Linked DNA regions of Mus musculus: region 2 is linked to region 1. Evidence: chromatin loops called from intact Hi-C (ENCODE). Cell type or tissue: heart. All regions are shown on one strand. Links, peaks and the distances in the headings refer to the core of each region. The heading gives the core; the rest is flanking DNA. Region 1 has its middle 120 kb from the start of Gm46879. Region 2 has its middle 11 kb from the start of Mir3471-1.

The links. Hi-C counts contacts between places; a loop is a spot of excess contacts. Peaks named below come from ENCODE experiments on the same cell type or tissue, not always from the same donor. Only the 100,000 strongest peaks of a DNase experiment are listed, where the experiment ranks them.
Region 2: a loop joins it to region 1, with 15 times the contacts of the local background. A loop is called at or near these places in 19 of 42 quality-filtered maps.

The regions. Positions count from the first base shown.
Region 1 is chr4:10,283,745-10,299,144 of GRCm38, reverse strand. No RefSeq gene overlaps it. Among named protein-coding and RNA genes, the nearest start is that of Gm46879, 120 kb to the left of the region's middle. In heart, for the core only: a CTCF peak has its summit at 8,628 (motif pointing left); no DNase peak of the experiment used is centred there.
Region 2 is chr4:10,826,553-10,841,952 of GRCm38, reverse strand. No RefSeq gene overlaps it. Among named protein-coding and RNA genes, the nearest start is that of Mir3471-1, 11 kb to the left of the region's middle. In heart, for the core only: a CTCF peak has its summit at 6,236 (motif pointing right); no DNase peak of the experiment used is centred there.

The sequences.
Region 1 (15,400 bases), core at 4,149-12,148:
TCTTAAATTCATATTGCCTCAATTTCCTTATTTCTGAAGCAGAGTTAACAATAGTACCTGCTTTATGTGGCCTTTGGGAGGATTAAATAAATAGTATGAACAGGGAATGGAGCGGATGCAGCAGTAACAATACTCTACTCCCTGGTCCCTGAAAGTACCAAAGTTTGACTCCTTAACAACTATGCTGTGTGGTTCATAACCTTTTGTATCTCTAGCTCCAGAGTATTTGAAACCCTCTTTCATGGCCTCCTTGGGCATACACATTTAGACATGCACATACACATAACAAATAAAATACATCTTAAAAATAAGGTATTGTTGGTGAGGCAGACATTATGGTGTTTGACATACTGATGATGCTCAACAATGCAAGTTTCTTTTCTTTGCCTTTAGGAGTTCTATGTTAGTACAGAAATAGCTGTCCAGTAATGAAAAGAGCCACAGAGGATCATAGTAAGATTCCTGGCAAGCAATTGAATTAATCTGAAAGCTGTTTGCATATCTTTAAAGCTGGCTTTGGCTGGAACAACAACAATAGCAGCAGCCTACTATACAGAGAGAGAGAGAGACAGAGACAGAGACAGAGACAGAGACAGAGACAGAGACAGAGACAGAGAGAGAGAACCTTGGCAGTGGTACACTCAATACAAGAGGTCCAAAAATATGCACTTGACAGATGCCTCACTAGCCAGACAGATCACAAACTGTTAGGCAACACACCTGCTAGACACCAGGGAATGTGATTACTGTTATAAAGGTATGATTTATGAGTCATTTATATCCAAGGCAAAGACTGTCTTGTAGCAGGCCTATTGTCCAGACTGGTTACTGACCCTACAACTAAGAAAATGACAGCACTAATGGAAGAGACAGCAGTGAGGGGGGTGGAATTAAGCAAAAACACTTGACACTATGGTCCATGGGAGACTGAGCCCCCAAACAGGAAAAGATGCTGAGTTTAAGCCATTTATCCAGATGTTCCAAAGCGGTTGGTGTGTCAGAAAGAAACAGACCAAGTGCAGGTGTGTGGGTCTCTAAAGGGATGGCTGCTTTGGCCTTCTAACAGCAAGGGGGATTTTACCCAGTGTCTTGTCTGAAAGAAATCAGAGAAAGAGAAAAGATGTGATCAGAGGTGGTCCCCAAGTGGGATGCTTTGCTCCTACCCACATTATTCCTGGTATCTGCTCACTAGCTACTGACTGGCTCTGTGGTCATAGTTTCCCTCCCACAGGTAAGATAATACTACATTTCAGTCTAATTACAACTTCTAGTTAATTGTGAGATTACACACTTGACAAGTCATTTAGTTTCAGATTCTTTCTGAAAAAGAAAGGGGGAGGGGGAGATGTAGGGTAATGACCCGGTATTGGGGAAGCAAGGTATGATGGAAGAACGGATGGTGCTTGTTACAGGATGGTAGAGAGGTGTGCATCCAAAGGAGATGCTGGGAAATTTTATTATCAGAGTTGCACTGTCAGACATATATTCCTCGTGTGGAAGCTGAAATGACAGCTGGAGTAAGTTCTCTTGGAGAAACCTGTGTTCTTTCTCCATTAGCACTGTCCCTCTCTGTGGTGTGTCAGTTTGCAAAGGTGACTTACCCATCATGTCATTTATAATCCTCACTAGTGATGTAGGTACAGTAGCTTCATTTAATAGGTGGGCAAATGGAGGTTCAGAAGGTATCACTTAAATAAATCAAAGTTATCCAGAACAAATATCAGAGCTGGAACTTAACTCCAGAAACCTATTCTTTCATTACCCAGCTACCTTTCCCAACCAAAAAAAAAGCAAGAACAAATGTTTTCCTCCTAGTCTCCCATTCTCAGATTTCTGTAGATTCTTAATGTAGCTACTGTGAGCAAAAGACAGAATTTTATGATATTTAGGGTTAATGAACAGAAATTTTAGTAACTGTATCTAGTCAGTAGCAACCCTGTCCAGAATAGGTCTGGAAATCAGGACAAATGGATGTCTTTTGCCTGTGGGCCTTGTGTTTTCTCAAGGTACCTTTGACAGGGCTGCAGGGACCTCAATATGTTCTGCTCTCTATTGTCTTTAATGGATTTGTAAACCATTTCAGCTAACCAAGTTATTACTACAATAAGCCCCCTGAAGTTAGACAACAATAAATAAGTTATTCTCTGACTACTGGCTTGAATTTCTTTGTTTTTATATAGATGGCTGCAGAAGAAGCAACTGTAAATTCCAAGATTCTAAAATGAATAATATTCTCTAAAAGAAAGAAATGGTGTTAAGTGAAGGCTCATGCAACACAGCATTGCATGTACCAAATCCAAAATTGAAGAGTGGTTGTCATCTATGAACTACATTAATGCCCTCATATATTTTAAAATATTCTGTCTGTTAACATAGTCACTAACAATTTAAAGCCTTCATTTTGAAGGCTTCTCCTCATATCTGTCTCTTATTACAGAGTCACTTTAAGTATTTAAAGAAAAAAATCCTAATTATATACCACAGAAATCACAGTAACTGAGTGAACCTTCGAATTAAATTCCTAACAGTCTCATTGAAGAAAAGAAGAAACTGTAAGATGGGATGGTGGGATAAACACATACATACACACACACACACACACACACACACACACACACACACACAAGAAAGGAGGAAAGAAAGAGAGAAACAAAGAAAGAAAAAGAGAGAGAAAAAGAGGAAGAAAGCGGAGTCAGCAATGACCTAATGGAATGTGACATTGCAGCTGACACCACTGCTGTTTGCTTTCTGTTCCATTTTGATGCCCATCTGATCTCTGAGGGATTTCTGAGTGTATGGTGTTTGTTAAGTGCAGAGAGGTTAAGGATGTAGGTATCAGTTGTGAGAGAACTTGGCTGAAAGAATGTACATTCCATTTTGGAAATTGGTCATTCCAATTTGGGGAGCCACAGCATTGCCTTGCCACCATGGACACTGGTCTGACTGAAGTAATGGGGACCAGAAATACAGCATTCTCTCTTTGTCTCTGTCTGTCTCTCTCTGTCTGTCTGTCTCTGTCTCTGTCTCTGTCTCTGTCTCTGTCTCTGTCTCTGTCTCTGTCTCTCTCTGCTGAGTGAGAGTCCTGGTATGGACCTATTTCTGCTGAGATGAAGGCATATCTTGTCTTCACTAGTAGGTCTGCCCAGAGGGGGGCGTCTTTCTGCAAACGTTCCCCCCAGCAGGAGCATCTTTTTCTAATTAGTGCAGACACTCATCAGTGTAGCAGCCACCCATTGCCCTATTTGCAGCCCTGGGAGATTTTAAACCAATTGCAAGATAAGTTGGTTTTCAGGAAGAGGAGAGATTAATGGGGCCACAGAAAGATGGATGTGAGCTCAGTGCTGCTTCCACCCCGTCCCTTCACACATGCTGAGGCTAGCAGCGAGGCCAGCAGGGATGACCCTGAGTAGAGTTACATATTTTTCACACCTCCTACTAAAACTCAGCAAATGCTTCACTGGCTGTTCCCATCACAATTTTTCTTCCTGCAGAACGTGTTGGGATTATCACTTTTAGTCACATATGGGCTGGAAGTACTTTGTAGGAGCCCCAAGGGCTGCAACTGTTCAAATCCCTATGGTTGGGAAGGAGTTTTGGGGAAGCAGGGACCCAAAGAGCCTGTCGAAGAATTCCACATAGAGAACTGGTTCCCATTAATTAAGACCAGTTTCTAAGACTGAATCAAAGCTGCCATCTCAAAGGTTTTGAAAGTCAGGATGTAAAATACAAGTTACAACCCCAACACCTTCCCCTTATCCATCTCCTTGAGCCATTTCAGGCCATTGGGTAACATATGACTTGCCCTTAGTCAGTCCTAGATATTATCTGCTGAAAATAGCTGTGCCGGTACGGGAGGGAGGTTTCAAAATATGTAACAGATGCACAGCTGCCACCTGAGATGATGCATTATGAATTCAGAGCTGTCATCACCTCTCCGCCACCCCTACCCTCACCCCAAGCACATATTTGTTCATGTGGTTTACACCTGTGGGACTGTGGGATGTGAGACAGGAATCTGATTACTGTTTGGGAGACAACTCTGTCTCTAAAACTGATCCATGTATCTTTGCTTCCCTGGAGAAGCAGGGGGACTCTTGCCAACCCTTCATGTGCTCCAGCTGGGTTGGAGCTCTGGCCCAATACTTTTGGAATTTGGTACCAATGACTAACTCTGAGGCTGTCACAAAATGAGCCCAATAATGTCTGTCCTCCTCGACCTCTGAGTCTCTGTCCTACGATGGGGCAAAGCAACATTTTAAATTTGTCTGTTAAGGTGCTGCTGTGTAGTCTGTTAGAATGAATGGAGAACTCGACCTCATGATCACAGGAGACAAAAGGCTTCGACTGATGGTGTTCAGTGAGAGAAGTCTTGCCATTCTCTGAAGAGAAAGAGTCTAGGGAAGAGGCAGTAGAGAAAACAACAACAACAACAACCTCATGAGGCAAGGAAGAAACAAAGGACCAAGGGGAAGATATGGGTGTGGAAGAGACACAATGAGAAAGATCATTTTGAAAAATAAATCACAGATTAATAAGATTTCTTCTCACTCATGGTTTCAATTATACATAGATATGTTTATTGAATTAATATTGACTTATTCTACTAGACTATACTAGACTATAAATGCAATGGGATTTTTGTATATTATTGTATTATTCATGTCTGTAAGAATACATAACACATATTAGGTACTCAATAGGATGTTTTTCCCCTTAAAGAGTGATCCTGTTTAGATACAAGTTGCACATAGGAATTATGATCACTAACATGATAACTCTGTCTGCATCCTAAGGGTAATTCTGTCTGTAAATATGACCATGGAGCAAACCTGGATGTGTTAACCTGAGCATATGTTATTTTACATGCTGGCTAGCGAGTGATTCTGGCCATCATATAATATGCTAACTATTTTAGAGCCCAGTGTTGCTGTATCTTTGTCCTGGAAGAAATCTCATGCTGTACCACACTAGAGCTGAAGACTGTTGCAGGCTTCTCCCTTCTTTGTTAGAAGAGAGGCAGAGACCCTTCCCATCCCCATTCCTGGCTATTTAAGTAGTTGTTTGTCATCACTGGGGCAATTTTGTATTTCTGTTTGGCTAGGTAAGCTGAAGCTCAAGGTGCATCAGTTGGTCTCAATGAGAGATTCCCAAGCATAAAATCATGCTTGTAACACCCTGAAGCATCTTGAAAATGGGTGTGACCTCAGCCTTTGCAATATAGCTCATACCCTTAACCAGTACATAAGTCTGAATTTGGTTCATATCTTTTTTCATGTCCCTAGTCTCCTGTTTCCATGCTTGAAAGCATCAAAAGACAAAAGCATTGCAGATTAAACCTTTCTTCGTGTCTACTGGTGATGTCAGACTTGGGGTTCGATTTGGAATGTCAATAAATCCAAAGGTCAGAAGTCAACTAGTGGTATGGATTTGATGCTCAATTGTTAAAGCAATAGAAACAAGTATTTCAGCATTACAAATTCATTGGACAGTCCTATTCCGTACCAGCATGGCTCCATCCAGTCACAGGACATTTTACAGACACGATTTCGAGAGGATGCTAGGAAGGGGATGTTTCTATTGAAATCTGCAGGCAGATGATGGGTTTTATTTGCCCCTCTGTCCTTAAGGATAAATCCTTGGTTTTCTGTTTTGACCTTCTGGTGACCTTAAATTTGAACCTACAAAAGAAAACATCTTATATTGTCCTTGACTATTAGAATTCTGAAGGATGGAATGCTCAAAATTGTGCGTTAGGCCAAGCTCTTCAGAGTTAAGAGGCTTAGTAGACATTGACCAGTTCTCTGGTGTTTGGTTTCTAGTTTTTCAATATAGCGGCTGGCAGTCAAAGAGAAAACTCAGAACCTCCTATCCCTTTAACAGGGGAAAATGTTATCTTAACTCAACTATTTCCTGACTCTCATTCCCAACAAAATGTTGGGATTTGAACACTTGTAGCTAGTATCTCCACTGTATAGCAAAAAAAAAAAAAAAAAAAAAAAAAAAAAAAAAAAAAAAACAACTCCATCCTCCATGCCATGTGCATAACAGCAGACCCACTTAAATGACTCAATAACTTTAAAGCTATAATTTCACAAAGACACATAACCTTAAGGAATATACAACTCCTCACATCTTCTCTCTGTTTCAACTTATATAATGGACATGTGTGATATGATCTGGTCATTAGTCATGCCAAGCACATATCGACATATCCCACTTGGTGAGTTAAAAACTCAAAAGCTACACTTATCCAAAGGCATGTGACCATAGGAGTACCCAACCCTCAAGTGCTCTCACATTTTATCCATGAAATGGATAAATATTAGATGACTGATCCCACTGTTTAGTTGTGCAAAGAGTTAGTCTTTCCCAGACCCAAGAACTGAAATTAGTATACATTTCCACAAATTGCTCTATTGTTGCCCAAATACACTGAAAAAAATATACTCTATATTTACTAAAACCATAGAAAAATAACAGCAAATCCTTATGCCTTTGGTACTTTAAGAATATTTTAAAATTTAAGACACAGCTATTAAAAGAAAAGCCTTAACTTAAAATGTCATATGAACAACACGTGAAAATTCAAGCATGTAGGTAAAAATAAACTTTTCAATTATTAATCCTTATCTGGTAGAAAATGTCCCAGTTTCTCCTGAACTTGAGAACACTGTCGTTCATTTCAGTTAAAGCCTTTCAAATGCCTGGACTAAATGTGCAGACCTAAAAGATGACAGGACAGATGGGACCAGAAGCTGTTCCAAAGTTCTCCTTGCTTTCCGTCCCTCAGAGGCCAATGGACAACTCACTCTGATGACTATGTATGAGATTCCAGTTCTCACTCTCCTCCCCAGAGCCTCCACTTACTTTCCTTTGCAGTACTGGGGCACTGCCTTCTCCCACCAGCACCATGAATGGTATTTACCTTCTCATCCTGCAGAAATGGGCCTCTCTTTGTTTATTGAGGACACTTTCACATGGCTCTCCAGCATGTGAGATAAACATGTGGTGACCACAGCAACAGATTCTAATTCACACGTGATAGACAACTGTTCTCTTCCTTGAAGAGATCAAATCTCCTTCTTGAGTATACTTCCAAAATTTATTAGGATACAATTTAACCCATTAAATCCAGGTATGGTAGGGTTACTGCTTTACCAATGCAAGCATCTGGCCCCATTAAATTGACTTAGGTAGTTTTAGCTGCAGTCATTGTGTGCATGCACTCTGTGTGTGTGTGTGTGTGTGTGTGTGTGTGTGTGTGTGTGTGTGTAAGAAGTGTAAGTTTTGAGGAAGAAACTCTAAAATTCACATAAAATAACTGGACTGCAACTGCATTTCCTTCCAACACCTTTGCTAATGGACAACACGAGTTGAGCAAATACTGGATGTCTCTCATTTTTCTAGTGCAATATATGTGGGGTTTAAGATAATGAGATTTCCCCCACAATGTTACTGAAGCTGTGGGATTTTACAAGCATACCCTTAGCAGTCAGTAGAGATCCTGGGATCTGAGTGGCAAGAGCCATGGCTCTCTATCCTAACTTGCCCAGAGAAAACCTACTTCTAATTAATTAATAAACAGAACTTCTAAGCTAGATTTAACACAACCCAGTGCTTAGCAGCTTAAACGTCTCTGAAACCAACTGGTCTATATTATGTCTAAACCTTGCTTTTCTGTAATCTGCTTTGCAGTTTGCCTTTGCTGGTCTGGAAAAATTCCAACAGTAGAATAAAGAGTTAGGAAGCAAAAAAGTGGAGTTTTAAGAAGTAACACCAGAGTTCTCAAGTGTGGTCTATAAAATAGTGATACTTACCTACTAAACACCGGTAGTTGTTGGGAAAATCTTGGAGATGTTTAAAATATCTCCCTTAGCTTCTTGAGTCAGATTATTGTTGTTACTATTATGTTAAGCCTGGCATCCAAGAAATTCTAGAAATTCTAACTGAGGATGCCTACAACTTTCTGAATCATTCTTCTACTTAAAAGAAATAAATCGGTTGGAGAGATGGCTAAGTGGTTAAGAAATTTCACTATCTCTCCCACCACCAAAGGATCTAAGTTCTGTTCCCGAAGTCAACATAATTAAAAAAAAAATAAACACTTGTAACTCCAAAGGAGAAAAAAGAAAAGAGAGGAAAAGAGAGAGAGAGAGAGAGAGAGAGAGGAAGGAAGAGAGAGAGAAAGCGAGCGGAAGGAAGGAAGGAAGGAAGAGAGAGAGGGAGGGAGGGAGAGAGAGAAAGAGAGAGAGATAGAGAGAGAGAGAGAGAGATAGAGAGAGAGAAAGAAAGAAAGAAAGAAAGAAAGAAAGAAAGAAAGAAAGAAAGAAAGAAAGGAAGGAAGGAAGAAAGAAAGAGAAACCAGAGTGTCTATTCTGTGTTAGACACAATGGCTATGTCAATTAAGATAATTAAGTGTCTTGATTAAAATCAGTACTGCTGTTGGAGGTGAGTTTTTAATGTCTTCTGGTGGCAACCTCTTTGCCTGAGTAGAGTAGATCATGATTTTCATACTTGCTCTTGATTTCACTCACAACTCAATTCATCCTCAGAGGTCTCCTCATTGCGCCCTTACACTTATTCAGTACTCTATAGTAATAACTGAACCCTGACCTCTAGTGGTGGGAAAAAATGAACAGGAATTGGGTAGTAAGATCAATGAATCCCTAAAAGATTTACTGGTGCTCAGTGACTTAGTTATAGAGTTATCCAATTAAAGAACGGAATAAGTACAACAACAGAGACAATCTGTGAGAACGCACTCCAAGGAACCTCATGTGACAAGCTCACCAGCTCTATCTGGAACCCCCACCTTTAGCAATTTACACCACCTTCAACTTCATGTACAACCCCACCATCTCCATCCACAATCCCCTACTGATACCGAGAGATGGAAATACAACTCTCAAATAGGAACTTCATTTTCCTCAGGAAGTAGTGTTGACCTTTCCATATGAAACTATCAGATGGAAGATGTGGGTAGATGGGCCTCCTTCAACCAAGCATTTGTAGGAGACAACCTAACTTGGTCAATAATTATTGAAGGAAAAAATTATTTCACTTAAGGACATAAAACTTCATTAGATAAAATAGTAGCTAATACACATAGCAGCATAGATGACTCTCAACAAATCTATGAAACATAATCTTGATAAAAAAGAGTTAGATAATGAATAATAGTTATAGGATTCTTAATCACAAGAAAGTTTAAAATTTATCAAAATTTTGTCAGAATAGTAAAAAAATTTCTGGACAATAGAACAGTAATTGCCTTTGGAGAGGAAGGATAAGACAAAGGCTCCAGGAAAACTGAAATATCTTTTGTCTTGACCTCATGTCAATTAATTAGATATGTGCATACACAATTTTTAAAGCTTGATATGAGAGGCATGTGCACTTGAGTTTTGCAAAGTATACATTAGCAAAAAATATCATGAGAGTAAAAATATGTTTTGGTGCATATCATGAAGTTCCTAAAGACTAGTAACCTAATTAATTAATTAGTTAATTAATTCTTTAGTCTCATAATTATCTCAAATGAAAAGGTTGGGCTAAAGAAGGAATAGGAAAGAAAGAGAGAGAGAGAGAGAGAGAGAGAGAGAGAGAGAGAGAGAGAGAGAGAGAGAGAGAGAGGAAAGAAGGAAGGAAGGAAGGAAGGAAGGAAGGAAGGAAGGAAGGAAGGAAGGAAGGAAAAAAGAAAGGAAGGAAGGAAATGATTTTGTTAGGGGAAAAATAGCTATCAAAAGAGAAGAGAGAAGGGGAAGAGGAAGGCCAAGCAAGGAGGGAAAAGAGAGGCAAATTGCTCTTTCTTTTTTATTGTTTGATATTTTCTATATTTACATTTCAAATGCTATTCCCTTTCCTAGTTTCCTCTCTGAAATTCCCCTATACCCTCCCCCCACCCCCTGCTCCCCAAACCACCCACTCAATCTTCCTTCCCCTATACTGGGGCATAGAATCTTTACAAGATCAAGAGCCTCTCCTCCCGTTGATGGCCAACTAGGCCATCTTCTGCTACATATGCAGCTAGAGACATGAGCTCTGGGGGTACTGGTTAGTTCATATTGTTGTTCCTCCTATAGGGCTGCAGACCCCTTCAGCTCCTTGGGTACTTTCTCTAGCTTCTCCATTGGGGGCCCTGTGTTCCATCCAATAGATGACTGTGAGCATCCACTTCTGTATTTGACAGGCACTGGCATAGCCTCACAAATTGCTCTTTCAAAACAAGAGTTGAAAGATTCTGGGAGAGGCCAGGGCATGAACAGAGAGCAGAAGGGGCCAGAGCAGTGTGAGTGCTTTTTCTGCCCACTGTGATTATCTTCACGTCCTCACACTTGAAAATCCCTCTCCACAGAATTAGAAGTAGCTATTTAGTCCACAGGACATAGTGTCTTCTTTTGTGAACTTTAATTTTTCTGCTTGAAATAATTTTTATAAAATTTCAAGGGTTGTATCTTTGAAGGAATTCCTAGATGTAAATTTACACTTTGAGCCCTAGTTGTCTCAAAGATCTCCCACTGAACACGGGCTTACTGAAATCCCTCAAGGAAAGGACAGTGAGCCAGGCAGGGAGAAACCTGCCCTCTTGGGGTTCATCTTCCTCATTCTCTCTGTGCATTCTCTAGTGACTCTCAGAGCTATTTCATCATCCTTGGTTGACTTGCTGTTGCTTCTTTATGTTAATATTAGATGTTATTTTGTTAGCAAATTGAGTGCTAAATGGAAACAAACAAATAAAAGCAAATAAAAACTGTGGAAAAACACTTCTAGTTGAAACAGTTGACTTTGTTTTATCAGGATTCTTTTACCAATCTGTTGATTCTTTAGAATGCAGCCAGGGTGGCCCTCCAGGGCAGACACTCTGACTTAAGCTCTGAACGTAATACCCAAGCAGACATGTGGTGGGAGTGGGAAGTACTCCACCCTTGCTCTTGATAACCCCAAATTAGTCACCATCTGCAGTCTTCCTAAAGGTCTGCAGTAACAGCGTCCTCACTAGTATAATGCAAGTAAAGAACAGAGCAGTAGCAAACCCTTGCTTATAATACAGTTATCATTGTCTCAACCATTTTATATGTATATGTATATGAGCCGAGCAGTCTAGATGCACATGTAACTTTTTTTTAAAATCACTTTTTGGTAGGAAAAGTTTGGTAATTTCTAAAAATCTGTGAGAATAAGAATGTGAGACTGCCTCCATTTCTTTCTGTTGCTACTTAACCAACCTTGTGAGTTCTCACAGTTTAGAGGCATTGTTCAGTTTCAACCTTTGGTTCTCTTGATCCCACCCATCTTTAAGATTTGTCTTCTGTCATCTAACCCATCATCCAGAGGACTTTGAACAGGTGTCGAATTCCAAGCTTCACTCTACTATGAGCAGAGTCAAAATTTCCAGGGCCATGACCTTTGAGTCTTATTTCCTAAGTCTACCAGTTTTGTGAGAGCTGCTGATTTACTCTAACTTCTTTATGTACTAAAATCCTTTTCCTACCTTTTTCCTTTGGTGAAAATGTTTAATGCAGAAAGTATATTTTAAAACAGGGGAAACAAGTTAATAGGTCCTTCACACAGTGTGATATTTAATCTTGATTGCCAATTGATTGGATTGAGAAGTGCCAAGCCAAGGAAACTGGAAAAGCTCAACCCTAGGTGTGTATTTGAGGATGCTTTCAGACAAGATTAGCCAGGTAGAGAGGACCTTGCGTATGGGTGGCAGAGAAGTAGGATTGAAGCAGGATAGGAAAAGCAGGAGGATGGTCTCTCTTTGTCTCTGTTTCTCTGTCTGTCTGTCTGTCTGTCTGTCTGTCTGTCTGTCTGTGTCTGTCTGTCTCCCCTCCCTCCCTCCCTCTCTCCCACCCTCTCTCCCTCCCTCCCTTCCTCCCTCCCTCTCTCTCTCTCTCTCCCTCTCTCCCTCTCTCTCTCTCTCTCCCTCTCTCCCTCTCTTCCTCTCTCTCTCTGTATTTTCTGGTAGCTCTGCCATACTTTGCCTGATATGACAGGCTAAAGCTTCTGAACCCATGAGCTGAAATCTACCATTTCTTCATTTAACCTGTTTTTCTTGGATATTGGTTACCACGTGCCAATTGTGATAACACATTTAACTTCAAAAATTATCTGCTCATGGTAAATCTAATTTTAGTTTTACTCCCATTCATTTCACAGAATTCTTGGTAGGAGATGGAAGCCCTGCCTCTCTGCAACATCTCTAGATATGATGACTTCATAACCTTCAAGGAGAGCTGCTATTGAGGGTGTTTTGTTTTGTTTTGTTTTGTTTTGTTTTGTTTTGTTTTGTTTTGTTTTGTTTTTTAATCGAGTGAGACAAAACTTGACTGTAGGGTGAGTGACAAGGTTCAGAAGGTAAAAACACTTGCCATCTGAATTCTATGTCCAGAGGCCACATGGTAGGAGCAAAGAACCAATTCTCACACTAAATTAATTAATTGTTAAAAAATTTAAAAATCTGTAGCACTAGTTAAAGCTGTGGATAGTAGCCTTTGAATTGATATTGTGATATTTGATACAATCAAAAAATGTGAAAGAGTAGGAGAACACCAAATTATTGGATTATCTGGACTTTAGGAATCACACACTCAGCTCTCCATTCTGCCTCCTCTGACCCCTCTCCCCTCTCTTCTCTTCTCCTCTCCCCTCCCCTCTCCTCCCCTCCTCTCTCCTCTTGCCTCCTTCTTTACCCCTCCTGTTCATTTTCTTCTCCTTTGTCTTTTGTTTTATATTTCTTCTGCTCATGGCAATAAATAAATAGATAAATAAATAAATAAATAAATAAATAAATAAACAAATAAATAAATAAATAAATAGAAATTCTTCCCTAGTTCTGTCTCTGAGCACTCCACCACAGGCAGCTCGGCTCTTCCTCATCCCCACATCCCCACATCCCAGGAGAAGACTTATTAGCCTGATTAGTGTCAGGTGCATCCTCCAGTGTGTTCCCACGGTAACCATGGAGGTATGGGAATTTAGTCCCAGAAATGGGGAGCTAAGATGCTAAAAAATCATCATTTTAGGCACCCAATATCGCTTTTATCCACCAGGGTTACAAATATCATTTCTCTAACAGAGAGCTGACCTCTCCCTTTGTTTAATTTCCACCTCCAGGGTGTTTTCTCTACTCTAGAAGCATGCAGACATTTTAATTTTTACTTTAACATGATTTAAAAAAAAAACTATAAAATCCCTCCACTTAATCTCCTCTCCTCCAGGCTAAACAGCCCTGGTTCCTTCAACATTTCCTGGCCTGACATGATTTTGAGCCCTTTCTTTGTCCTGGTCACTCTCTCTGGACGAGCTCCAGTATGTCACTTAAAAATTGGCACCCAGAGCTGCAAGCAATAAATGTTCCAGATGTTGACTGGTCTGCAGAGCCAAGAGCAGCACTAAGCAAGCCTCACACCCTACACATATGTGCACATGTTTGCCGAGGACACTATGGAGTCAGTACAGTTCTAGCCTACAGTTCTTCTCTGAAGCCTCCACATGCTTGATGGATGGTTTGTAGTGAGCCCATCCCAGCTCTCTTCACCACCCCTGTGACCCCCTCCTTCCATAAACATTTTTATCAATCCCAGGTTGCAAATGTATCTTGTTAGCATGGCCTGGTTATCATAGGCTGTCAGAACTTTCCTTTTTCTTTCTGAGAAGAGGTCTCATGTTGCATAGACTAGCCTGAAACTCACCATGTGATTGAGGCTGACCTTGAAGTTGACCCTACCTCCCAACTGCTGGAGTTAGAAGGATGTAACATCAATATGTTAGAATTTTTATTTTGTTCCATCAAACATTAAATGTCTCTCAGGTGTCTCAATTGAAAGTGTGACAAGCATGTCTTCTTTATCTGTAAGCATACTGAGGAGAACCAGTCAGAACTACAGGGAGCAGGAACACCCTGTTGAGAACCTCCTTAGTGTTAATTTTGCTCCACTAATTAGCTTTCATTCCATTGAGTACTTAATAACCTTACTGAAATACAAATTCACAATGCCTCATTTATAACTAATTTTCTTTTAAAAGTAGATGAAACTAAATTTGAAAACCTTCACTTGGAAAAACACTAGAAAATCGAGTCCATCAAGATGCTGTAAGGATTATCCAACATGGACAAGTGAGACTTGTCAACAAGCAAGGGACTGAAGATGCTGTTATCAGAGAAAACAATTAATTCAAGTGAAGAAAATCACTTACAGCCCAATACCATACCATAATGCCATAACCTAAGGATATAAAGGAAATTCCAAACATGACAAAGGGTATTTAGGGGTATTTTACAGATAACATCATATTCAGTAGGAACAAAGCTAGAAGCTTTCTCTCTAAATTCAGGAGGCTTATTTTCTATGCCATTTCTTGGGATTGTCCTAAAAGTTCTAGTCATAGTAATTAGGCTGGAAAGAAAAGTGGCGTCCAACTTTTACATTGATCTCAAAAACACTTTCCTAGTTCTGTTGCCATACTGCTAGTCATCTTTACTTATGCTAACGTCCTGGTCATTAACAGTGTTATTGGCATTTTATTCGAGATGAGTTTCCTGTGGGCCGTTTTTTACACTGTGCAATGTTGTGCTTCTCATGCCCAAGAAATGGAACATGTCCATAGGCGACCCATTGACTCTGGTAATGAAAACTGATCCCAGAACCATCAGTCTTTATGTTTAATAGATGAATTGTACTCTGTGTTGAACTGTCATGAATATAGATGGTGTAACACATGGGAAGTATGCTTTCGGAGCACACATACATGCACTGCAGCAGACTGCTAAGTAAACCACTGCTTGTACAGCCATTGATTTTTCATTCAACGCCAGCAGTTTTCATGTCCGTTTGTTCACTACTCAAAATCATGTTGCAATAAATTAGAATATGCATTTTCAGATAATGATGTAGATACAGATGCTATTACAAAATTGTATTTGTCAAACAATTACACATGATACACTTCTGGCACATATTTGAATTTGTATATGGATATTTGATCACAAGACATGCACACACACATATGTACACACACACACACACACACACACACACACTCCTTGGAATAGAATTTCTGGGTCCTAAGAACTGCATATGATTGGTTTGATTTATACCTCTAGCTTGTTAACTAAGGATTTGTTAACAAAGCTTGACATCTTCACTCTCTCCATATACTGTTATAACCAAATTTTTTGTTTTAGGGATTTGGTGGGTATAGAGCATCTTCTAATTATGTTGTTAAAATTCTCACTTTCCAAATAAAAACTAAAAAACAACAAACAAACACACAAACAACCTCAAAAAACAGTGGCATCCATGTTGAGATCTTTGATTGACTTACTTATGGCTAGACAAGTCCTAGGAGAGAACCTACTATTATTACATTAAATGGATATAGTATTAAACTGATT
Region 2 (15,400 bases), core at 2,594-10,593, 540 kb before region 1:
GGGGCTTCTTGACATGTGCACACTCCGACTGAGGACTGACCACTGCTTCCCATGGGTTGAGGAGAGGTGCACACTGTGGGGTTCAGTCGTTGGGAATGGACGGCCACCTGGCCGGGAAAAGCATTGGCAGTCAGAGCTTGAAAAGGCAAGAGCATCTTGTGTTGTTACATGGTTGATGGTCAAATCTCAAGAAGGGTGTTTCAGGATTTTACAAGGCACAGGAAACTTTAGTATTTTAGGTTATTCTTAAAGGATCTTTAAGAGCTAGAGATATGACTCAGTGGTTAAGAGCACTGGCTACTCTTTCAGAGGACCTAGATTAAATTCTTGCACTCATATGGTGACCCACAACTGTCTATAACTTCAGTTCCAAGAGACTGGATGCCCTCTTCTGGTTTCTGCAGGTACAAAGCACACACATGCCCAGACATACATGCAGACAAAACACCCATAGACATAATGGAATTAAAAAATAACTCAAAGGGTCACTTATCAGTTGGTGGGCTAGGCTTCTGGTGGGTAGCTAGCAGGTTACAAGTATGGCTTATTAGTCATGAAATAGTACTAGATTCTTCATATCTTAGGCCATTTGGGCATGCACCATGAACAGAGAGTGTATAAAGAACAGAAATTTATTCTCTTACAGTTTTGAGAACCTCTACAATTGAGGCAACAATAGATTAGGGTTTATGGAAAACCCACTTTCTGTATGTTAGGTGGCTTCCTCTTATGGTATCCTCACACAGCTGAAGGGGAAAAGCATCTCTGAAAGTTGTTTTTGTATGGGCATACATCTCACTGTAAGGGACCTAATACCTTCCCAAAGTATGCTTTCTCTAATACCTGGGTTAGGATTTCAACATTATGAATTTTGGGGACATATCTGTCCATTGCACCATGTAGACATTGACGTTTTTAGAAACTAAACTAGAAGGTGAGTTTATTAATGAGGATTCTCTAGAGGAATGGAACTAATAAAATGAATCTATCTATCTATCTATCTATCTATCTATCTATCTATCTATCTATCTATCTATCTAAAGGACTTAACTATAGAGGTTTACAGGTTGTTAAGCTAGTCTACACATGGATGTCTACCAACAGAAAATTCAAGAATCCAGTAGTTGTTTAGTCCACAAAGCTGGATGTCTCAGCTGGTCTTCAGAATATATTGGAATCCCCCTAAAAGAGGCCCTAATGGCAGTGAAGGGATGAAGCTCCCAGTGAGAGCAAGGGCAATCATGGAAGAGCAAGCACTTCCTTTTTCCATGGCCACCAGGTACCACTAGGCATGGCCCAGATCAGATTCAAGGTGTATCTTTCCACCTCAAATGATTCAATCAAGAAAAATTCATCACAGGTATACTCAGATGGTATACTCAGACTCTTGGGTTAATTATAGATGTAGTCAAACTGACAACCAAGAATAAGCATCTCAGTGAGTTTTACAAATGATTTCTGGAATTGGTACCCATGCTGGTTAGGTTGTTTTTGTCAACTTGATATGAGAGCCCTCTAGGTAGAGGGAATCTTACTTGAGGAATTACTTCCATGAAGTTGCCCTGTGAGTGTGTCTGTGGGGGCATTTTCTTAGTTGATAATTGGCATAGGAAGGCCCAGCCATTACGGGCAGTGTTACCTCTGGTGAGGTGGGCCTAGGCTGTACATGAAGGTAGCCGAGCAAGCCAGGGCAAGTGAGCCAATACTCAACATTCCTTCATGGTTTCTGCTTCAGTTCCTGCTTTCAGATTCTTGCCTTGAGTTCCTGCCTTGGTTTTTCTGGATAATGAATGGTAACTTGTAAGCTAAATAAACCACTTACTCCCCAAGTTGGTTTTGATTATGCTTTATCAGAGCAGCAGAAATCAAGGTAGGTCAGAAGTAGGTATCGGAGAGCAGTGTGATAGAGCTGACCATGCACTTTTTTTTCTGAGAGCTGTAGAAATATTTGAAAAGTTGGGCTGAAAAGTCCATGGAGTATGCAAAACATAACAGACTGATCTATGGGAGTTTGGAAGCTGCAAGTATTGAGATGCATGCAGACCATGGAGGCCTGGCTTGTGAAGTTTCAGAAGTAAGCAAAGAGAATCAGGGCATTTTGTTTGACACTTTATACTAAGTCTCTGTGAAAGTGAAAGCTTTGTTTTACTGGGACAATTGATGCTAGTTAGCTGGGGCTGAAAATCAGCTGTAATAAGACAGCATCAATGAGGGAAAACCATATTGTCTCAAGGTTACCACATAGAAGCTGTGGTCCAGCGGCTGCATCTCTAGCTGGCATACAAACCTGGTAATGTGTAAGAGTTTCCCATATGGTACTAACTTTGGAAGCACGGGCACTGCAGGGTTGAAGGGGTCATGAAGAGAAGCTGAGGCCTGGCATCATGTGCCACGGCTTGGAGTTCCTAAGAAGAGGCCAGGAGGCCATTGGTGAAAGTGCAGCCTCTGTTTCCATGGAGACACCAACATACTGGAAATGCAAGGATATTGGGATGGCTACCAAGGACAGTGGCAGATGTGGCATCCAAGTTCACCGGAGCCCAGAAGATCAGGAGTATTAGTATTCCCAGATATCGACAATGAACTATTTATATTGTTGAGGTCTTGTTTCCTTTCATCTGATTATTGCTGTGTACTGGTTCTTCCCTCTTGGAGTAAGAAAATATTTAACTTGTTTTTGATTTTACAGGAGCCCACAGTTAAGAGATGTTGGATTTTTAAAGAGAACTTAAGCTTTTAAATAGTTGGAAGTTTTAAAATACTGCGGACCTTTTCAAAGTTGGACTATAATTTATATTCTGATATTTACATAAGATCTTAGGAATAGTGAGAAAAGAAAGGTTATGGTTTAACCTTGATATTTTGATGTATCAAGTTGGCAAGGTAAGCTTTTGTCAACTTGACACAAACTGAAGTTACGTGGGGAGAGAGAAACTCAACTGAGGTTGCTTCCATCAAATTGCAAATAGTTATGTTAGTGAGACATTTTCTTATTTTTAAATTGATGTAGGAGGGCCTAGCCCACTGGAGGCCCACTGGGTAGGTGTGCCTGAACTGTTTAAGAGGGTAGCAGAGAAAGACAGGAGGAGCAGAGCAAACTCTTCCTGACTCTGCTCCTGCCTCAATTCCTGCCTAAATTCTCCCAGCTATGGACTGTGACCTGGAGAGAAGCTGGAAGCAATCCCACTAAAATCAGGGACTAGACAAGGCTGCCCACTTTCTCCCTACCTTTTCAACATAGTACTTGAAGTATTAGCCAGAGCAATTCGACAACAAAAGGAGATCAAGGGGATACAAATTGGAAAAGAGGAAGTCAAAATATCACTTTTTGCAGATGATATGATAGTATATATAAGTGACCCTAAAAATTCCACCAGAGAACTCCTAAACCTGATAAACAGCTTCGGTGAAGTAGCTGGATATAAAATAAACTCAAACAAGTCAATGGCCTTTCTCTACACAAAGAATAAACAGGCTGAGAAAGAAATTAGAGAAACAACACCCTTCTCAATAGTCACAAATAATATAAAATACCTTGGCGTGACTCTAACTAAGGAAGTGAAAGATCTGTATGATAAGAACTTCAAGTCCTTGAAGAAAGAAATTAAAGAAGATCTCAGAAGATGGAAAGATCTCCCATGCTCATGGATTGGCAGGATCAACATTGTAAAAATGTCCATCTTGCCAAAAGCAATCTACAGATTCTCTCCAATGCTTTTGTCTGTGGTGTTTATCACAGCAACAGAAACACAACTAAAACAGTATCTTACACTCAAATAGTTTAGATTCAAAGTTACTGACTTGATTCTGGATTTTGGAGTAGGGCACTGAACCTCCATTTTCCCACTTTTGAAATGAGAGTAATTATGGGGATTAAATTTAGTAATAGAGTATAGGAATGTGTTTTATAGAACATGACTTAAATATTTGTTGTTACTCTTCCTAAGTCCTGTTTTCTAGAAGAGTTCATCAGAGGGCATGTCAGGGCTCAAGACTTTATCTCTTGTCTTCATTTTTTGACCTTGGGCTTCTGTGGGGAAGACAGGGTGGGTTGGCTCTGTGGTCCTGGTGCTTATTCTCATCAGGGAATGAGAGAGCTCAGTGAGGTCTTAGGGACTCTCATTCGAACAGTTCCCACCTGGAGCACCTCGATGTGGGCAGCCATCCCTGAAACTGTACATCTTTGTCTTTTCCCTTAGTTTATGGCTCTGGGAAATCTGTCCTGTGTTGGGATCAGCTTGTCCGTCCATGGCATCTGTCTCAGAAACCTCAATGTTTTCTCTTCCTTAGGGTTTAGAGTTTCCCAGTCAGAAATATGTGAATGTCTTTGCTTCGCCAAACTCTGAACAGAATAGTTGTTCTCTGAGTCTCCTCATTCCGTCGCTATGAGGCTTTTCCAGCCAGCATCTCATCTTTGATACTTAGAGGATAGGCCAGGGGGCCATCTGCAGTGTTCAGGGAACAAACAACACACTTTCTCTGATGTCCCATTGAAGAACCACCAGTTGTCCTAGACACAGGAGCCTCAGTTTCCCCTGTCTTTGGTAAAAGGACTCTTGGGACTCCCTTGGCTTTCTTCAAACAAAATCCTAACTGTGCCCTGACTTCCTCCTTTGGTTTAGGTTGTCAAGAGGTGAGTGCAGGCTCCCGTTAGAACAGTGTCTTTGGATGTACCTTGGCAAGTCCTGCAGGGATGACTTTGTCATTGTCATCTCAGCTTTAGGCTGTGGCCAAAACATAGAGATAGGATGAATTTTTCCTGAACATCCTGATTCACTGCAGGCAGGTTAGATTCACGAGGATAGGTCTGATAGGATAGATTCCTTCAGGAATAGGGCTGTGGGCAGACTCATTCAGGATACCTGGAGCCCTGCAGTCTCTGGGCCTCCTTGTGTATATGTCCAAAGTCCTTAGCAGAAACCTTAATTTTTAGTCCCTACAGGCCTAATAAAAGGTATTTCCCACTGGTCGATAGACAAAAGTCAGTTGGTTGAAGGCAGTTGTATTAACCCCTTAGATCCACAGTGGTCCCTCCTACAGTTGTTTGCCTGTTGAAAGGGGGAATTCATAAGGGAAGTGAAAACAAAGAGGAAGATTTCAGCAAAGAATAAGTTTTTGTTTTGCGTGGGAGCAGATGATTCCCACCCTGTTATTTCTACTGAGATGAGGAGGCTGGAGTCAGGACCTAGGAGTTTTTTTTTTTTTTTTTTTCCACGTTCCTTTCCACTTTATTACAGTCCTGTCCTGGTCTTCCAGAACTAATGGCTATTTAACACACAACCCAAACACCCTCACCATGGATCCTGTTAACATTCAAGGTCTCCCCCGTTTCTTCTTCAGCACATTACATCAAAACAGAAAATAAATCGTTTAGTCCATCTCAGGAAAAGCACCATTACAATAGGAAACAAAACATGTCAGGAAGTAGATCAGATAAACAAACAAACAGCAGGTCAGACTCCTGAAAGAATGACTTTCAGAACATAAATAGGCCCTCAAAAGTAAGTGTGTGTGTGTGTACATATACATATACATATACATATACATATACATATACATATATATGTATATACACACACATATATTCATGTGTGTGTATGTATGTGTGTGTATAGAAATTTGGTTTCTACCCCCCAAAAGTTATTCAGAAATAAAAAAAAGTCTGTTTGAGCCAAGGAGGGCTGGGTGCAACAGCCACATTACAGAGCAAGTGTGGCTTTGGCCTTTCTTCTGTGTAGTAACTATGCCTGCCAGACTGGGATACTCGTAGGGCATCTATCTGCCTCACACCCTAGGCCTGGCAGATCCAGTGTTTGTAGTAAAGCGAGCTTGGGAAGTCCCAAAAGGCTGGTTCCTAGGTGGTCTTAAAGCCCACTAGGCAGGGCCCAACAGCCAGCTACAAAGAACCAAGACCTGTGGCTGATGCTGAAGCTGAGGACCTAGGAGTTCTTAAGAAGACTTTAAATACACTGCTTCTTTGTAGAGGGGCCCTTCTTCTATGCCAGCCTGGAGTTTGAAGCGCCTCTTTCTTCTGTTGACACTGGGTTGTCACCTATCTGACTTAAGGACATTCTCTGTATGCTAATAACCAGGGTAGGACAGATTCAAAAATGATGCCCAATTTGAAAGGCACATGTATGTATATGTGTAAACAATGCAATAACATCATTTGCATATGGATTTTTCCACAGCACTGTTTTAAAAATTCCTGTCAGTTCTTCTTGGCCGCTTCTTAAAATGACCAGTAGGGGGCACTGCAGGGTGAGATTCCCAGCTCTGTCTCAATCTACCCACATTTAAAAAAAAAAAATCATTGTAACATGAACTATGGGGTATAATATACCTAGGTTTAGACACAGTAATGCTTGCTGTCTTTTTTGGGGACATGATTAGCTAAAGAAGGAATTTTCAGCCTGGATCGTGGGTTACATTCTCACTGCATGTTACAAGGCTGTGAAGTCCTTGGCCCTGAAGATGGATCTGGGAAACCGATTCAGACATGAGCGCGGTGATACTCTGTTACATTTGGGTAGGCACTGAAGGAAGGATCTGGCAGCCTTACACTGAAGGATGTGGAAGAAGCCAGGGATATGGGAACTGAGGGTTTTAAAGCATCAGGAAACAGCTATCTTCCCTGCTGACTGGGGTAGTTTTATTGGATATTAGACAAGTGAAGTTAAAGCCAGCATCAAGTTTATTATAAAATCAGAACGAAGGGACACGTTCTTTTTGTAAAGAAGTGGAAATTGAGGTGCCCATGGAAAATAAAGAGGAAGCAAGGATAGGTTTTTAAAGAGCTGTAGATACAAAAGCCAAAACAGATTTCGAAGCTGAGGCAATCACATTTAAAACAAAATTATTATTATTGCATTTGCTTATCTAACCCATCTGCCTCTCTGTCTCTGTGTCTGTGTGGGGACTAGAGGACTACGTTTGTGAGTTGGTTTTCTCCTTCAACAGTGCGGGTCCCTGGGATAACCAGGATTGGCAGCAAGCCCCGTTACTCACTAAGCTGTCTTGCTGACCCAGTTTCTTAGCTTGAGAATATACTCCTGTGATGCACACGGAGATGTTCAGATGGGCTTATGATAAACCGTGCTACTCCTTCCAACCTGGCAGCAGCTTCCCATCCCCTCAGTGTCTGGAGACACAGTTTGTGTATATTCATAAATATGAATGGTTCGCTGTCCTATTTTTTGTTTTTATATGATTATAGCTTGTGAACAGTGTTGTTAAGCATCCTTGAGCAGGAGGTCAGTGCTGTGAGGGCCCCGAAGCCCTCACCTCAGCATGGGGACGTTTTGTGAGGCAGCCACAGAAGGGATACATTGACAGAAACCTGAAAACAGAGACAGGTGAAAGTCTGTGATCTGAGGACTCAGCTCAAAGCTGAGTCAGTTTTACTTACGTTCTGTTGGGATTATGTCATTTACCAGCTTCAAGATGGATTATGAAATTAGACTTTTTCTAGAAGGAACATGGTCTACGACATGAATAGTGTGGATGAAGCAGTAAGGAATGAGAGAAAACGTGAGTAAGGATTAGGGAGATAAAGGATGAAAGGTTTTCCTATGAGTTTTTGATTCATGCTCTGAGCTATGCCTTTTGTGAACCGATTCCTGGATGTGAGTGTCTTTGAGGTGAGAGGGATAGTAGACAGAACCATGGTTTGAATATGGTTTAGTTTTCCAGGGTTCATGTATTGAGGACTGGTCCTCAGTGTGGTCATGTAGTCCCAATGCCCCAGTGTAGGGGAATGCCAGGACAGGGAAGCAGGAGGGGGTGGGTTGGTGGGCATGGGGAGGGGGATGGGATAGGGGAATTTTGGAGGGGAAACCAGTAAAGGGGATAACATTTGAAATGTAAATAAAGAAAATATCTAATAAAAAAAGAGGCAGAGCATAGTGAAGGGACACAGGTCCTAGGGTGTCATGTTTTTGAAAGGGAATGGAATTAGTTCTTGTACGGATGGGTTGCCACCAATGGCTAAGCTTCACTCCCGACTCTCTGTGGCTCACTTCATGATGTAACCTATTGTTTCTGCTTGTGCTCTTGCACAGGGCCTTTCACACGATGAGGCAGGCTGAAACTGGTGTGGAGTTTTAGCCTCTAAGACAGTGAGCTAAATCACCCCTTTCTTTCCGGCTTCAGCTGTTCTGTTGTAAGAGGCCACAGACCGTGGCACAACTGGTGTGCTGCCAGAGGCACTGCTCTGACCTTAATCCAGTATGAAGGACCCAGCACTGGCCAAAAGCAACGAAGACCTTATTCATCAGAGACCAGAGCATAGTTCCGGGGAAGTCCCTACATTTTAGGTTTTGGCTTCTGTAGTTCTGCTTCTTGCTAACTGAAGTAGAACAACCAGGATGTAGATTTGTGCATACAAGACAAAAGGCTACAAAGCTCAGGGCTGCATGATTTAGGCAAGTTTCCTGTGCAGCCACTGGCCAGCAGTGAAGACTTTCTATTCAGCTTTAAGAGTGTCTGTGTGGTGTGTGGTTATGTGGTATTGTGGGTTATGGGTTATATGGGTTATATCTGTAATAGCCAAGAAGGCTTGTGTGTTGAAGACATGGTTTCTAATCCAACAATGTTAAGAGGAGGACTTTTTAATAATGAGAGCTCCAACTTCAGCTGTGAGGGGGGGTTATTTTTTCTCAGCCTCCTTTTTTTTCTTTTGATCTCCTTATGATCCCGTTCTGTGACAGGAACTGCTGTCTTTAACCATGCCCTCTGCCATGCATTGTCTCCAGAGGCCCAGAAACAACCAAGCCACACAACAGGACTGGACTGATGAAATTTTGCATGAACATAATAAATATTTCCTCTTTAAAGGTGCTTTTCTTATGTTTGTGTTTTGAGACAGTGCTCACTGTATAGCTTTGGCTTGTCTGAAACTTACTATACAGACCAAACTGGTCTTGGACTTATAGATCTGCTGGCCTCTACCTTCCAAGAGCTAGGATTAAAAGTGTACACCACCATGCTGGGCCCTCTTCAATTTTTAAATTTTTAAAAAATAATTATTTCATATCTCTCTCTCTCAGCTAATATCCACTTAGTAGTGAGTACATACCATGCATGTCCTTTTGGGTCTGAGTTACCTCACTCAGGATGATATTTTCTAGTTCCATCCATTTGACTGCAAAAGTCAGGATGTCCTTGTTCTTAATAGCTGGGTAGTACTCCATTGTGTAAATGAATTTTCTGTATCCACATTTTCTGTATCCATTCTTCTGTCATGGGACATCTAGGTTGTTTCTAGCTTCTGGCTACCACAAATAAGGCTGCTATGAACATAGTGGAACAGGTGCCCCTGTGGCATGGTGGGGCATGTTTTGGGTATATTCCCAAGAGTGGTATAGCCAGGTCTTAAAAGGCTCAACAAGCTGAAGTGCGCAAGTGAGGACGCCCCAGTCCTACTTGGGAGAGAGAAGAAAGCAACCACAAGTGGGGAGGGAGGGAGGGACCTGGGAGGGAAAAGTGGGTGGAGTGGGGGGGCAGTGTGGGGTAGAGGGGAAACTGATCTGATATTGGGTGAGGGAAAAGGACTGAAGCTCTAAAAGCCAGCAGAAAGAATGTAAACAGGCAACCTCAGGAAATAGGCTGGGGGGACCCCCATAATACACCAGAGACCTGGGAGGTGAGAGACTCCCAGGACTCATAGGGAGGGACCTTTGATGAGGTATCCGACAGTGGGGAGAGGGAACTTGTGGAACCCACCTCCAGCAGGCAGACAGGACATCAAGTGAGGGATGAGGTTGCCATCCCACAGTCATACCTCTGACCCATCATTGTTCCTGTCTGAAAGAATTACAGGGATGGAAATGGAGAGGAGTCTGGGGAGAAGAAGGTCCAGTAACAGGAGCAAAGTGGGATCCAGCTCAAGGGGAGGTCCCAGGGCCTGACACTATTACTGAGGCTATGGAGCACTCACAAAAGGGGATCTATCATGACTGCCCTTGAGGGACCCAACAAGCAGCTGAAAGAGTCAGATGCAGTTATTTGTACCCAACCAATGGACAGAAGCAGCTGACCCCTGTTGTTGAGTTGGGGAAGGCTGAAAGGAACTGAGGAGAAGGGTGACCCTGTAGGAGGACCAGCGGTCTTGGTTAATCTGGAACCCCGAGATCTCTCTAACACTGGACCACAAACAGACAGCATACACCAGCTGATATGAGGCCCCTAACGCACACACAGTAGAGGACTTCCAGGTCTGTGTTCATTCAGAGATGATGCACTTAACCCTCAAGAGACTGGAGGCCCCAGGAAGTTTAGAGGTCAGGTGAGGAGGGGGATGGGGACATCCACATGGAGATGGAGTGGGGTGGGGAAGAGATGTGGGATGTGGAACAGTCGGAGGGTGGATGGGGAGGGGCAGGGAATGGAATATGGAGTGTAAAAAATGAATTAAAAATAAAATTAAATTAAAAAAAGGAAAAAAATATTTCATTGGAGATGCATAGTTAAATGATTTACCAAACTAACCATGTCTCATTTGAGAAATCTCTTAGGATGGTTCTATATTAGTTACCTTTCTTGTGATAGAACACCAAATAGAAGCAAGGATGGAGGGGTGGGGAAGTCAGTGAGATGGACTGGCTCCTATCCATGTCAACAGAATTGTAAGGCAAGTTGTTATGTTGTTGTTGAGGCTAGGAAGCTGAGAGAGCTTCGGTTAGAAGCTGGGCAGGCTATAATCCTCAGAGGTTCACCCACTGTGACCCACATCTGCCAATCATGCTTGTTCAAAGTTCTGCTACCTCTCAAAACAGCAGACCTTCCCAAGACCAAGCGGTCAAGCCTTTGAGCCAATGGAAGACATTTCACACTTAAATCATAAGGGTCAAGTAATTGTGAGCAAACAAATCATATGGTTTTCACTTAACATATCCCCAATATGCTACAGCTCTGGATAGGGTAGGAGAGGGACCTGAGGATACAGAATAAGGATCCATATGCCATCAAATCCCTGTGGGCTGAAAAAGTCTCTTCTTAGGGCAATGCATCATCTTAAGATAAAGTTGTAAAGGAGATCTTTGGAAAGGCGGTAAGCGCGTGAAAGGACAAACTAGATCTTTGCTTTTATCTTCTCCTATTCAGCCCCTCAGCCCTTTCAGGTGTGGTCTGTTCAGTGGAATGAACACTGTAGAGTGTGGCTGACATTTGACTTTCAACTATTTGAAATGAGATTTCCTAAAGATCTGAAAGGAAGCCATAACTTCAAGGAAGTGTAGGAGGAAGTGTCCTAGAGAAAGTGTAGACTCTGAGACTATTTATAGGAAAGGCAAAAAAGATAAAAATGATAGTAAAGAGAACTTGGACCAAGGGTTGTTATTTCATCCCTTAACTGTGTGATTTGTGGACAAATTGCTTAAACTCTGTTATCTCACTAGCAGTTCTAGAATAATAATAATATAGCTATACTATAGAGTTGTTTCAACAATTGAGTGAACTAACAACTGAGAACACTAACAGTAACAATAGTTACTCATCAAATGGTAAGCATTGTCATCATTAGTAAAGACCCAGGGTGGGGAGATGAGATGTTAATTTCTCCTTCCCATATAAATAATTTAATATACTTTAAACATGACATTTTTTTTTTAACTTTGGGGAGAGCATGGGCTGGAGAGATGGCTCAGCAGTTAAGAGCACTGGCTGTTCTTCCGGAGTTCAATTCCCAAACAACCACATGTTGACTCACAACCATTTGTAATAGGATCTGATGCCCTCTTCTGGTATGCAGGCATACATGTAGAGCACTCGTACATAAAGTGTAAATAAATAAAATAAAAAAATCTTTGGGTAAAGCAATTTTTATGAACACTGTATGTACTGGCTAGTTTTGTGTCAACTTGACACAAGCTGGAGTTATCACAGAGAAAGGAACTTCAGTTGAGGAAATGCCTCAATGTAACTGTAAGGCATTTTCTCAATTAGTGATCAAGGGGGAAAGGCCCCTTGTGGGTGGGACCATCTCTGGGCTGGTAGTCTTGGTTTTATAAGAGAGCAGGCTGAGCAAGCCAGGGGAGGCAAGCCAGTAAAGAGCATCCCTCCATGACCTCTGTCTGCATCAGCTCTTTGTGACCTGCTTGAGTTCCAGTCCCGACTTCCTTGGTGATGAACAGCAGTATGGAAGTGTAAGCTGAATAAACCCTTTCCTCCCCAATTTGCTTCTTGGTCATGATGTTTGTGCAGGAATAGAAACCCTGACTAAGACACTGTAGAATAGTGATTTTCTGGTATTGAAAGTCTGTTATGTGTTCCCGTCCCATCAATATTTTTGTTCTTTTGGGGCCATGGGTCTCTGGTCTGGTTTGCTCTAGATACTGTGAGGCAGTGTTGTGTAGTGGCAGGAACTCTCAAGGGACAGCAGAAACCTGTTTCTAGTTCTGTCCCTGCTATTTCCCAACAGGAATAAACCATGCCATTGTTATTTAGATAGCATATTTGTCCAAGTTCACAACTGTCCTACTAATGTCCTTGTCATGCTGTGGCTTCCATGTTGGGACCATGCATTCCAAATGATGGTTTACCTGTTTGCATTACTATAATTGTGCCTGACATTGGATACTTTAGAATCAGAGAGGTTTAGTTAGTAGGTAGAAAGTCTAATAGGCTGTGTGTCAGTTAAAGGTGAGGGCCTTCTGGACACATCATGATGATGGCAGTGATCAGTAGGAACTCTAGAAAGTGATTACAGTGTGGGACAGGAGGAGAGAGACTTAGGGGCGGCAGAGCTTAAATACACTGGCATGGGAATCAATTGACTCTTTTTAGATCAGCATCAATCACTTCATGAGGCCTCAGTGCCTTAGACCACACTTTCAAGTATTACTTATTTATTAAATATTAAAAATAAAATATAATTACATACAATTAAATATAATTAAATCACTTCTCTCCTTCCCTTTTCTTCCTCCAATACTTCCTATGCTTTCTCCCTCTAACCCTTCCTCTGCCCGCTCATCCCTTCTCAAATTGATGGCCTCTTTCCTTTGATTGTTATTGTTACTCACACAGACACACACACAGACACACACACACACACACACATGCCCACACACTCATTCATAAATATATAAATACCACCTACTGAGTCTGTTTAGTGTGGCTTGGGTGTACATGATTTCAGAGATGATCACTTTGTATTGCATACCAATTAGGGTCTGCGTCCCTGGAAGAGGCTAATTTTCCCTCTCTTAGTACCAGGCATGATTTCCCTCCTATTGAGTGGCAGGCCACATTTCTTATGGGGTTTCCTGCCTCTCAATTACCACAGTGGTACCCAAGCTTCCAGCATCTGAACTATGGGGGTTGGAGGTGGGGGGGTGAAGAGAAACACACCATGATAATTGTATATAATTTCCTCACTTTTCTCAATTTTGGGTCAGTTACTTGGTATTTATGTTCTCTGATCTCAGTCTGATATTATTGATGAGGATTGGTCAGCTGTTTTGTAGATTGTCTTTCAGTTTTGATCTGTCTGGTATTTTCTCATAATTTATTAAAGTACATTTGCATAAGACTATCAGATATGATGCTGTGGTCTCATAAATGCATTATGTTTGGAGGTTCAGTTAGTGTTTTAACTACATATGGATTCTGTGAAATTTGCTTACTCAGTAAAAGTGAAGTCTGTTAGTCTTTTCTGATATAAAGTTACCACTTTTGTCTTGGATCATAAGGGCTTTATGGAGAGATACTTTGAGTCTATACAAATATATTCTTTGTCCTACCTCTCTAATTTAACATGGTATTTGACTTTACATGAGTTTATCAGGGCATTAAATGCATCTTAAACTTAGGATGTTTTCAGCTTATAATGTTGATCAAGATAATATCCCTATTGTAGGTTGAAGAGCATGTGTATAGTTGTTTAACCATTCTTAAATGGGCTTAGTCTTTCCTTATCATATGGTCAGACATTTAAAGATGAAATAGGCACAGCCAGGTGGTTATAATACAAGTCAGTGCAATGCAAACTCTGATGGGAGGAGGTTCACTGGTCTAGCAATCTACACATTCTATTCATGGAATTTGCCTTAATATATAATTTGGAGTTTATGTATTTGACAATATATGAGGAACACTAAGCCAGTGTTGAAGGGCTCATAGCTAAGTGCTATATCAGAAATACTACACAGGTATGCTTTGGAATGAGTAGGGATTGTGGTAATTTGAATAAGAATGGCTTCCATAGGCTCATGTCCTTGCTTAGTCATGAGAAAGTGTGCTGGATAGTTTTTTGTCACCTTGACACAGGCTGGAGTCATCTGAGAGGAAGGATCCTCAATTGAGAAAATGCCTCCATGGGATCAGATTGCAGGCAGGCCTGTAGAGCATTTTCTTAATCGGTGATTGATGGGAGAGGGCCCAACCCATTGTGGGTGGGGCCAACCTTGGGTTGGTAGTCCAAGGTTTAAAAGAAAGCAGTCTGAGCAAGCCATGAGGAGCAAGCCAGTAAGCAGCATCCTTCCATAATCTCTGCATTGGCTCTTGCATTCAGTTCCTGGCCTGATTTCCTTTAATGATGAATGGTGATGTGAGAAGTATAAGCCAAATAAACCTTTTCTTCCTTAACTTGCTTTCTGGTCATGGTGTTTCACTGAAGCAACAGAAAGCATAAGACAGAGGTAGAACTCTTTGATAGGATTAGAAGGAGAGCAAGCGTGGCCTTGTTGGAGGAAGTATGTCAATGGGGGTGGAGTTTAAAATTCAAAAGCCCACTGCCAGACCCAGTCTCTTTATGCCTATTGGGTCAGGATGTAGCTCTCAGATGCTGCTCTAGTGCCTGCTTGCCTGCTGCCACACTCTTTGCCATGCTGATAATGAACTAAACCTTTGAAATTGTAAGAAAGTCCCCAATGAAGTGCTTTGTTTCATAAGAGTTGCCTTGGTCTTGGTGTCTCTCCACAGATATAGAACAGTGACTAAGACAGGGAGAGAGAGGTAGGGTTATCAGAAGCAAGTCTGATGCTTAGAGCTGACGTGACAATCTACATGAAAAAGAGTGGTTGTGAGATGTTAAAGTTGTAATGAAAGGACACAAAGGTCCGATATTTGAAACACAGAGTTTTTAATGACTTCTTGATACCTAAATAGACTATGATACCCATTACTGAACTTTGGAAGGAGAGAGCTATGGATGGAAAGACAATGAGTTCAGTTTCTTTTTTTGGAGGAACTCATGTATCTCAGCTGGCTTCAGACTTGCTATGTAGCTGAGGACAATTATGAACTTCTGCTCCTTCTACCTCTGCCTCCCAAGCACTGGGATTATAGATGTGTACCACCATGTCTGGTTCATAGGGTGCTGGGGAGTAAACTCAGGGCTTCCTACATGCTAACCAATCACTCTAACAACTGAACTACACCCTATGTCCCCAATGAGTTT